Linked DNA regions of Homo sapiens: region 1 is linked to region 2. The links are chromatin loops, found by intact Hi-C in ENCODE. Cell type or tissue: psoas muscle. All regions are shown on one strand. Each heading gives the region's core, and the rest is flanking DNA. Links, peaks and the distances in the headings are about the cores only. Region 1 overlaps MIR99AHG (mir-99a-let-7c cluster host gene). Region 2 overlaps MIR99AHG (mir-99a-let-7c cluster host gene).

What was found. Hi-C counts contacts between places; a loop is a spot of excess contacts. Peaks named below come from ENCODE experiments on the same cell type or tissue, not always from the same donor. Only the 100,000 strongest peaks of a DNase experiment are listed, where the experiment ranks them.
Region 1: it touches region 2 in a loop (3-fold over the local background); 3 of 110 quality-filtered maps call a loop at or near these places.

The regions. Positions count from the first base shown.
Region 1 is chr21:16,209,276-16,214,668 of GRCh38, forward strand. The region is part of intron 3 of MIR99AHG (mir-99a-let-7c cluster host gene); the gene reads left to right. Among named protein-coding and RNA genes, the nearest start is that of SNORD74B, 73 kb to the right of the region's middle. In psoas muscle, for the core only: no CTCF peak of the experiment used is centred there; no DNase peak of the experiment used is centred there; H3K4me3 peaks cover 3,274 bases; H3K27ac peaks cover 4,429 bases.
Region 2 is chr21:16,304,834-16,310,226 of GRCh38, forward strand. All of the region lies in intron 4 of MIR99AHG (mir-99a-let-7c cluster host gene), which reads left to right. Among named protein-coding and RNA genes, the nearest start is that of SNORD74B, 23 kb to the left of the region's middle. RefSeq lists an enhancer at 4,008-5,393. In psoas muscle, for the core only: no CTCF peak of the experiment used is centred there; no DNase peak of the experiment used is centred there; H3K4me3 peaks cover 5,000 bases; H3K27ac peaks cover 3,672 bases.

The DNA.
Region 1 (5,393 bases), core at 323-5,322, 95 kb before region 2:
CCAAATTGGTAAAAGTTCTCTTATAAAATCTTTAACTCTAGGAAAATATAATTCTCAAACACATGAGGGTAAATTCTTCTGTTCTATAAGATGATGGACATAGAAATTATGGGAAGCCAAGGCCAGGTATGGTGGCTCATGCCTGTAATCCCAGCACTTTGGGAGGCCGAGATAGGCAGATCACTTGAGGTCAGAGCTCGAGATCAGCCTGGGCAACATGGTGAAACCCCGTCTCTACTAAAAATACAAAAATCAGCCACGCAAGTTGGCGAATGCCTGTAATCCCAGCTCTTGGGAGGCTGAGGCAGGAGAATAACTTGAACCCAGGAGGCGGAGGTTGCAGTGAGCCGAGATCGCGCCACTGCACTCCAGCCTGGGCGACAGACTAAGACTCTGTCTCAAAAAATGAAATAAAATAAAATAAAATAAATTCTGGGAACCCAAAAGAGATGGGTAGAATAGGAAGATTCACCTTTTAAAAGTGCATTCTGAGGGAAAGGAACGTGATAACTTGACAGAGATGTTTGACTGCTCCTCCTTCTGAATCCCCTGCTAAAAACTTCAGCTGACAGTTTCAGTCTCACCCAGTTCAAGGGCAAAGGCTACTGGGCCAGTGGCTCATCGACTTATTGTTTCCAGGGGAGACGTAAGACAGTCTGGAGGATGAGGAGTTAGTCTGGAAAAGTGAAGAGGGCCTGCTATAGATACAGAAACTGATGGGTAGCATCCATAGTTGGAGCACAGGTGCAGAGGGTGTGTTCCTCTGACACAGGGCAACTTGTGGTGGAGTTTGACTTAGAAGTGAGATTGTTTGGGGGATGAAAAGGGAAAGATAGATATGAAAAGAAAATTTCCAAATAGCAAATATATTGGTCTTCTGCTGAAAATGGCTAGAACGGACATATAAACTCTGAGAAACAGGAAATTCAGGAAAGGAGCTAATGGTAGAGAGACTAGAGGAGCTTAGTTTGGGAAATAATAAGTTTGTGAGGGGTGATAAGAAAGCCGAGAGGCAAGTCCTTTTGGCAGTTGCAAGCAATGAAGGAGAGAAGTCAAACCTGGAGATGCGTATTTTAAGAGCCTATCTCAAATGTGCAGATCATACTGGTTTTCATATATGATTTTAAAAAAAGTTAAGAAAACATACGTTCTTTAAAATGCAATAAGGTTGTATAATATTCTCTCTGGACCAGTAATTCACACAGCCATCACAACACAAGTAAAACATGCTAATATCTTCTGGTAAACTACCTTTCACAATTCAATTAGATAGGTATTGTACCAGCTCCATTTCTTAATGTGTTCGTTTATCTCAAATGCAACAGTGTGGTAGGATTGTATGTGCCTGGAGACCCTGAGCATAGAAACAGGGGAGAAGAGAAATGCATTAATAAGTACAAGGCTTAAACTAAATATAAAGAATTTCAATATCACGAACATATAATAGCTTTAATCATGCTTGTTCTCAAACATTATTTATGGCAGTGGTTTATGTGATTTTACTTAATTAAAAATTAGGTAAACTGATTTTTAAAAATGTATATATAAAGAAAGCAAGCTATTATTTCTTTGAAAACTGAGCTTTTGCTTTGGCAAGTCTTGATAAAAGTAAGTCTCTAAGAAGTATTTCCATTGCATAAAGTATGGACAATACAAATGTAAAAGACTACACAAATTATAAAAATTCAGATGTCTGTACTGAAATTTTTTTCTCTAGTGACTAAATTCTCCATTCATTTAAAAATATATTAAATTCAAAATTATTGATGGGGCAGTTTATACACAAAAAGCAATAGCAATAAAATTATGCTTGATGGGCACACAGGTAAAGAAAACTTTAACTATATAAATATACACATATATACATATGTCTACATTAATAACATTATTTATTATAGTCTCCATTGTAATAATTGGCTGACCAATCAGCAGACTTGCTGTGTTATAAGGATATATCAGCTGATGTAATAGATAAAACCCCAGCTTCTTAGAGGTTCAGAGCTTGTTCAGATTACAATCCACGCAGTATGCCTTGGACAGTTTTTTACTCCCTGATTCAAAGACTGAAGTTCTTTCCATCTTGTAGCTCCACCAATAGCAACTTCCACAGTTGCTATTGAAGTATTAGTTCACACATGGGGAAATTTTATGGTCTGGACCTGGAGCAGACCCATATATACTCCACTCTTCAGTGCCCAGCCACATGGCCATACCTTGCTCAGGTGAATCTGGGCAATGTCATCTCTCTGTGTCCCTCATGAGAGCCAGATAACACACGTAGGATAACTTTGGTTGTATGTACAAACTCTGAGCCAGGCACTGTGGAGAGCACTTCTACAACCAGTATACATTTTCTACCCTCTAGATTCTTAGTAGTTACGGAACAGAACTTTCCGTAAGTCAGTGTTAATGCAAGGCTGGATTTATTAGCTTATACAGTAGAGGGATAAAGACTTTCTCATAAGGAGAAACTTTTTGCAAGGGGCAGTATTGGAACAGAGCTTGAAGCATAGGCAGGGACTCGTCATCAGCAGAGATAGAGGCTACAGCATGAAAAGTGACATGACAACAGGAAACTATAAAATGGCCAGAGATGAGATTCTATGATAGGGGCAGAGATAAAGATATCTGAAAGATATTTGTGGACTATCACATGACAGGCCTTAAGCACCCTATTTATAGTTCAGGAGTCACTTCAAAATCTTCAGCAAATGCTTGAGAAAGAAAGCAGTGTTCAGAACAAGTAGAATGGAAAGAAATTAGGAATGGGAGTAGTGCAGAGCAGCTTGAACTAATGCACTGGGAATGGAAATGAGAGAACAGGCAAAACATTTGAGAAAGTCGATTTGAAAAGGCAGATTGTTTATGTTGGTGAGTAATCCAGAGATTTTGTATTTCACTGACAGAGTGTTCTCAATCGTTAATCCTTGGGAATTATTTGATGAGTTCCAAAGGGCACTAACAGCTAACAGTCGATCTCATTAACTAAGGATCTGTTAAAACCTGCCAAGGCAAGAATTTTTTCTGGGTTTGACAATGACGTCTCTGAAAGCCTTGAACTTGAAGAGAAGCACAGTAAAAATATCTTCTGTTATAGCCACAAGTTACCACATTTTGCAAAACAAAACTGAATAATAAATTATATAGGATAGACCATGCCCCCACCTTTTTAAAAACTCATTAAAAAGTCTTTTTTATCTTTGTTTTTCCTTAACCAAAATTATATGGCTCTAATCTTCATTCTACATTCTCTTCTAGAGTTATGGTCAGGGTATAGATATTTTTTGAAATGATACTGAAAGGTAACATTTCAGAGAGTTTGAAGGCATTATGAGTCTTGATTCTGCTAGACTTCAGTGAAGGAAAAGGTAATATTGGAGTTCTTCTTCAATGGCACCTGTAAGTCTCATCTGCATAATCAAGAATACTGTATTCACACCATAAAGGGCACTCTTGAAATAGGGTTTTGAGGGCCATTCTTTTCTCATTTTTATGATGCAGGGGAAGTATTTAAACGTTTGAGGAGTAAAATAGCCTCTTCTATTCCCATTAGACGTAGCTGCAATTTACCACAATGTAAAACATCAAATAGTGTTGATGTAGAATATGTGAAGTCTCATTTTCAGGTATTTGACTTAAGAATATTTTTCACTGGCAACTGAGACTGTTAGTCCTCCAAGAAGATAGCCTAAGTCTTGCCAAGTTCAAAATGAAAGATCCTCCTCAACTCCGTCAGAGAAGGGGTAACAAAGTTTAGATGACAGCCATAGAGTCATAATTAACATGTAACTTTTAGATTGATAATTTAAATTATTCCAACTTTCAGAAAAATTGTCTTACTACCCTCAAACATATTATGTGCTATGTATAATTGTTAAGCTTAGAATGGCAATTGGAAATATAGTGTGGTAGCAGAATTCAAGTGGAAGTGCATTAATTGTAATAAAAAATTGTATCTAATCATGTGGTTTCCTGTTATAATGGGTAGTAGTATTTATGTGCTCTTTAAACACTTTGATCTAAGGTGTAGGTTTCCTTTCAATAATGGATACATTCCAAAAATATTTAAAAGGGAAGAAAAAGACATATTAAACGTGTTTGAAATTTACTTTTATTATTTCCTACTCGTTGATGGTATTGAGAGAGTGAAGAAAATTTTGATTAAGCAAGAGGAAAAAGGACTAAGTTACCAGAAAATATGGGTTTTAGCTTAGTTTCCCTCCTTATTGGCCATGAAACTTGTCTGAGTTTTTAGTTTTTATCCACATAACCATTCTATCCACTTCACAGAGTTATTTTGAGGGCCAAATTATTACATGTTTTACATACACAAACAGTGTATAAAATCATTTCCCTTCTGAGGTCACTCTAGTATTTTTATAACATCATGGCTTAACTCCACTGACATAAATCCCATGGCCTATTGTTGCGACTTTCTGATCACTCATGAGTCTGTAGAGGAGTCTTGGTCCTCAGCCTACCGATGAGTCTGTAGAGGTGTCTTGGTCCTCAGCCTACCAGTCTCGGCTTTTAACACCTGGGAGAATGATACAATTCCAGCAATTCAGTAAGGTAAAATATTAGGGCAATGACTGAGATAAAAAAAAAAAGAAAGAATATAAGTTTTACCCTATAATTGGTTGCTGCCAAAGGATTATTTTTCTACATTGCAATTCTTATTACATCACACCACTCTACTTAAAATTATCTGTTAATGTTTTTTCAAGTCTCTTGGTTTTTGATTTTGGCATTTCTTCAAATCTATCTCATGTACTAGAATCTGTGATTTGAGAATTTAGGCTGAAAATGTGTAAGAATCAGGTGCTCTTGTTAAATTTTGTTGAGTTGGAATAAAACCACAACAGAATACTTTTGAGTTTTTAAAAAATAAACTCCCACTGATTTTTAAATAGTATGCACTTGGAGGGAAAATTTTTATTTTGTTTTGCTATGCCTCATCACCATTTCTTTTGCTCTGCAGGACAGTACTACAGAAGGACTAAGTATATAGGAAACTTGACTTATTTAAATAAGGCAGTGAAAAAAATAGAATATGGGGAGTAAAACAACCTCTGAAGCTAAGTCTGCATATATAATAACTGGGTAAGTCTTTCAGTGAGTTTATTGATTAGTAACAGGGGTTTGATACGTAAAACAGAGCAAATTGCATATAGGTATGATTTGAATGGGCTAACATACTTACAATTAATATAAAATATTTCCAGATTAAGAATTATAAGCACACATTAAAATAAGAATAAAGAAACTTTTTCAGGTGTCTTGAAGACCCTGAAGGATTTAGTGAGTCATCAGTGAGACATATTAATAAGGATGAGTATATGTATGAGTACCTGTTGGGTTTGTTTTCCTATCGTTTTTTCACTCTAAGTAGT
Region 2 (5,393 bases), core at 227-5,226:
TGTTACAAAGAGTAAATAGAAAAATGTTCCTGTCTTGACCTGCATTCGTAACCAATGGGATTTGCTGGCTTTAGACCCAATCTTTAATAAGAGATAACATGCAAATGTAATAAAACTGGCTTCGAAGTTTAAGGATCTTTTCAATGCTCATCAAAGATGTTTGTTGAGGCATTTAAATGTGTTGTATTGATTAGATCACAATCACCTAGGAAATGTTACTTTCTTTAAATGTTATTCATAATTTATTATGTAATTAGCATTCATAGAGTTGTGCCTTTATACACATATTAAGATTATTGAAGTGCGGGTTATGACACAATGGTATACCTTTTAATTGTCCTTAAAATTGAATTGTCTTTTATTGTTATTTAAGCAAATGATGATGGTTTAATGACTGATTATTTGTGAGTAAATTTTTACATTGCAAAATATTAGAGAAAGGTGTAATTGGCTTACTATAGCAGGATATTGTAGCAGTGTTTCTTGAAGGGTCTATTCCTGCTGAATTCAGAGTTATTGCATTATTTATTAAAAACTGAAATACTTGTTTCCAATAGTGAACTCAGTCTTTTTTCTCCACCTTTTCTTGGTAATTTAGAAGTTAACCAAATATGCGTGTTATAGTTACATTTTAGATTCTAATTTTTAGGACTTCATGAGCCTCTATTCCTGTTCATCATTTTGTAAACAGAACTCAAGCCCACAAAACAAGGAATTTAAACTATAAAGTGCAGTTGATAAATTTGCTTTGCTATAAATGAAGGGATGCAAAAAAAAAAAGTAACAATTCATTTGTAAGCAACAGTTTCTTCACACATTATGTGACTTTTTTTGGATTTGTTTTATGTTTTGGGTAAAACAGTTTAGTATAATGATGCCTAAATGAGACAAAACAAAATAAATTAAAAAACAAAACAAAAACAAAAACTAACACATTTGACTGCCGATGTTTCTCAGTTGTAGCTTCCAAGAGCTCTCTATTCTTCCCAGCCCACTTGATACCCTGCAGGTTGTGGCAGACAATTCACAGGAAAAGCTTAGACATCGAGCTTGCACGCTTCTTGACTCCATTTTAAACCTTTTGTTCACACCAGGGTGGCATTTTTTCACACCGCATGTGGCAGTTTTGACTCCTATCCAACTTGTCTTATAAAATCAAAGTCTGTGATTTTTACATTCACGGGGCTGCTTCCTGAACCGCTACTACTGTTTGTGTCTTTCCTAGTGATTGGTGCAGAAGTTTATAGCAAAATGTGTTTTAGGGAGAGGGAGGAAGAAGAATGCAATATGAAAAATGTTCTGGGCCTGAAACACAGGAAATAAATTTTGAATAAAACAGAGGTTGACTCTGAAAAGATCATACCCGAAATAAAATACACTGGCCTCTATTTCTATTATTTTTTGCAGCACTATGCTGGGTGTTCAGGTAAATTCTTTATGGAAACAATACAATGACATCATTTTCAGGTTGCATGATGTTATTTTTAAAAAGCTGTCATGTAATTGCAAAACAAAGTCTTATCCTCAGAGCCGTACAGTTATTTTCTTATATAATATTTTATAATATTCAGTGAGTGCAAATGAATTTTACTTTTAGATAAAACCATTTGGTATGCTCCACTTAACTATGAACAAAACAAAACCTATTATTTTAAAAATCTATACTATAAACCACACATTTAAACAATTTCAATAACAACATCATCATTCGGAAACTTTTCTTCTTTCCCCTATGTTTAATTAAAAATATCACTTCAGTCATTTATACTTTCTAAATATAAGTTGTACAGCTATTTCAAATAAATTACATGAAGAGGATAGTCATAAAATAACAACAGAAGTGAAAAATTTTACCAAATACCAAAGTAGGTAAATTGGCTTTCTTCTGTAATTATTAGGAAGACATAAAACTATAGATAGGAAATCTCTGCAGACAATCTGACAGTAATCGCTATATAAATCTTTATATTTTTCCTTTGAAATTCTTATTTTGTTAAAATATCATCTTTTAGTTGTGTTAGCAAAAACATAACGAAAGAATATTCTAAAATATTTGCAAGGCATATGTTTAATTCAGTTATTTTTTTGTGTAGGGAGGACAGAGGAGGATTTCTGCTTTCATCAACAAATAGAAAATCATAATTATATTATTTTTTATATTTTTGCAAGTTATAGAATAAGCACTCTTATTTTTAAATTACTACTTTTTAAACATTAACAATTCATTCACCAAGAAATCAGTCAATAGAAGTAAATCTTTATGAAGTAATAAGTATTTGTGAACAGTGGTAAACTTCAAGATAAATATTATGACGTATTTAATTTAGCTTTTAGCTACAAAACCAACTTAATGAAATCATTTCAGCTAATTCAAATTGTATAATTGGTATATCAAAATAACCAAATTATTGTATTTAAGAAAAAAATAACAAATAGTTGTAGATTATAGTCTTATTCCTCCTTCCAGGGAATACCTAATTAAATTAAGTGCATTTGAATTATTCATTACAATATTTGAAATATGAAATGGATCCAATAAATTGAGAAAGACTTCAATTTAGAATTTAGATTTTTTTTTTAAACTTTCTGGACAAGAACATAGGGAAATAGCATTTTGTTGTAAGTCTTGTAACAGTAGGCATACTAGCAGACAGAACAACTGTACACTTTCCCTTTCACAGATAGAAAACTATTTCAACTACAATTTCTATAAAGTATTAGGGAAGAAAATACAAACAATTTTCAAGAATAACTAAATCCAAATGGTTAATGTAAGTAAAAATCTATTTAAAACAAATGAATTGCAATAAATGTTATAGTCTGGGATTTCTTTTTATTATGCACAGATATTTATCAAGTACAAGTTTTTGCCCCTCTTTTAGTTAATTTAAAAATTTGACCTCATAAGAAATAGAAAGGAAAATATTTTTTGTATTTGCATATACAAATTTTATAAAGATCAAATAAAATCCTTGTCATTAAAAGCAAAACAAACAATTGAAAGCAAGTGAAATATTCAAATAAACATATACGTATTTAACCCAAGTTTAATATTAAGCCCTCTTATAAAACTAAACGGCATCTAGAGATCTCACAAAGCATTTGAAACTAAAAATATGAAAAACAAAGAAAATCATCTAAAGAAAGGTAAGTTTATGAAATAAAATTTACCTACTTTTGCAGCTGTTGTATTTGTTGAAAAAAAGTATGACTTTATTTCATGTGCATGCCAAAGAATGTAGAAATACTGTATATTTAGTTCATCATTTCTCATTATCTAGTATAGAAAACCCACAACTTTTATTACTTTAAATTTCTTATTTTCTACCCTCCCCGCCTATGCCCTCGATGTCTTCAGAGTCTCTTCTGGCCAGCATATCTTCTGCTTGAGGTGGATCAAAATAAAGCCCCCAAACAGACACACACAAAATAACCACCATCCAGCTGAGGAGAAATAGTTTTTCTGCCTTTGCCCTATCCTTATGTGTTAATAAAATCAGCTCATACATTCTGCCACAAAATTCAGCTTGGAAGTAATCCTCTGCTACTTAGAGCTGGATGAAAAGAGTACTCATTGTGAATTATGTTTCATCTGTCACAATAACCTTCTTTATTCTGTCAGGGACCTCCCCTTTGCCTGTGGCAATTAGAGAAAATAGGTATGCGTTGAAGTATGAAATAGTGGGTTCTTAAAATGAAACAAAACAAAACAGAAACTGATGACACATACAGACAGTACTTGCTAAGCAATATACTGCAGATTAGTAGAGGAGGCATTTTAAAGTCATTCTGATTTTACAAGAACACAGTAAAAGAATGCTTTTTAGAATGAGCAGGTGTTATAGTTGCTATTAGTTATTGTCAACATTAGTTATTGATGACAAGCTGTGAATTGTAATTGTACTAAAAATGAAATGTGAAAATCTTTTTATATTGTGTACTTTCTAATTAAATCATGCCATAAGATATATATCATAAATATATAGTATTTATTTAACATATGAAATCGCCATGATTTTATATGCCTTTCACAGATCATAATGAATTTATGTGCTTTTGAGTCTATTTTAATGCTCCAGAATAACATTTTTGCAAATTTTTTAATGGGCAAAAACAAAGAAAAACTTTCCCTTGAAACAGAGCTTATCAGACAATTTTGTTTAATTTAAAATCAATGTGATTATTTGATTTACTTACTCTTACAAATCACTGAAATTACCTGGAGGCAGTTCAAGTTCACCTTTCTGGAATAAACCTGTTAAATGATAGACACCATCTCATTATCTCCTTGAAAGAACACCTCAACTTTTTGGCTTCATAGGTTACAGTCAAAGTTATACTATCTCTAGTTACAAATGAATTAATCTAGAAGATCTTAAAAAGCTTAAAAGGAAAACAAACATAGTTGACAGAAAAGAAAATGCTCCTTCTAATACCAAAAGAAAGTCACTGCTGACGAAGTAACTGAAACGGTCATCGTAACAGTTGGATAAAGACATATAAATAATTTAAGCTAACACGAAATTCATAAAGTCTGAAGAAAAAATTCTTGAGGCTAAAAGGAAAACCTTTTGGCCCACTGCACAGGTTGGGCACAAAAGTGCTTGCTAAGCTATCTATTTCACACATGCAACGACAGAAGGTTCGATATTCATTCGATCGATGAGTGAAAAGGCACAATGGCAAAATCAGACAGACTTCTTTTCAAATACAGATCTCCAATGTCCCCCTCCAGTCTGCAGATGCACGGCTGGTGGTGTGGCTCAGACGGAGCAAGGGTTACATCAAGGCTATTCTCTGGACCGTGCAAACAGTCTAGACCAATGACCTGCAGCATCATGTCCTTTGAAGAAGAGGCAAGTTCGGTCATGATGAAGAAAAATCAAGGCGTACCCCTTTTAACAATAGGGAGCAGCTCGAGGCTGCAAAGAGGTAAGCAGGGTGAGAAGAAAACGGCATCTGCTTCCATGGTTACAGGCCAACTATGAGAACCTTGCTTTTCAAAGGAGTCTGTTCTCAGGCTCCCTCACAGGGTATGTCATGCATTATAAGCAAAGGCAGGTTGAGCTGAAATCCGCATAGTTATTTCAGAGTAAAATGATACGGAGCACATGGCTGGCAGAAAAAACAGTCACATGACTGTTAAGAACCAGACTTGGGCTATTTCAGAAAAGATTTTTTTTTTTTCTTATATCAGTTAAAGAAAGACAGTAAATTTGTATAAAACAAACAACCATGATAAACATGATTTTCATTTCTCAGGCTTTTATGTGAGCAGAGGTCAAGGGTCAAGACACCCCTCCACTCCAATGGCAGGACCATACAGCTTATTGTTAATATAGCTTTATTATGGATATCATTTTAAAATATTTTCCTCTTTTGGGCGGACCATA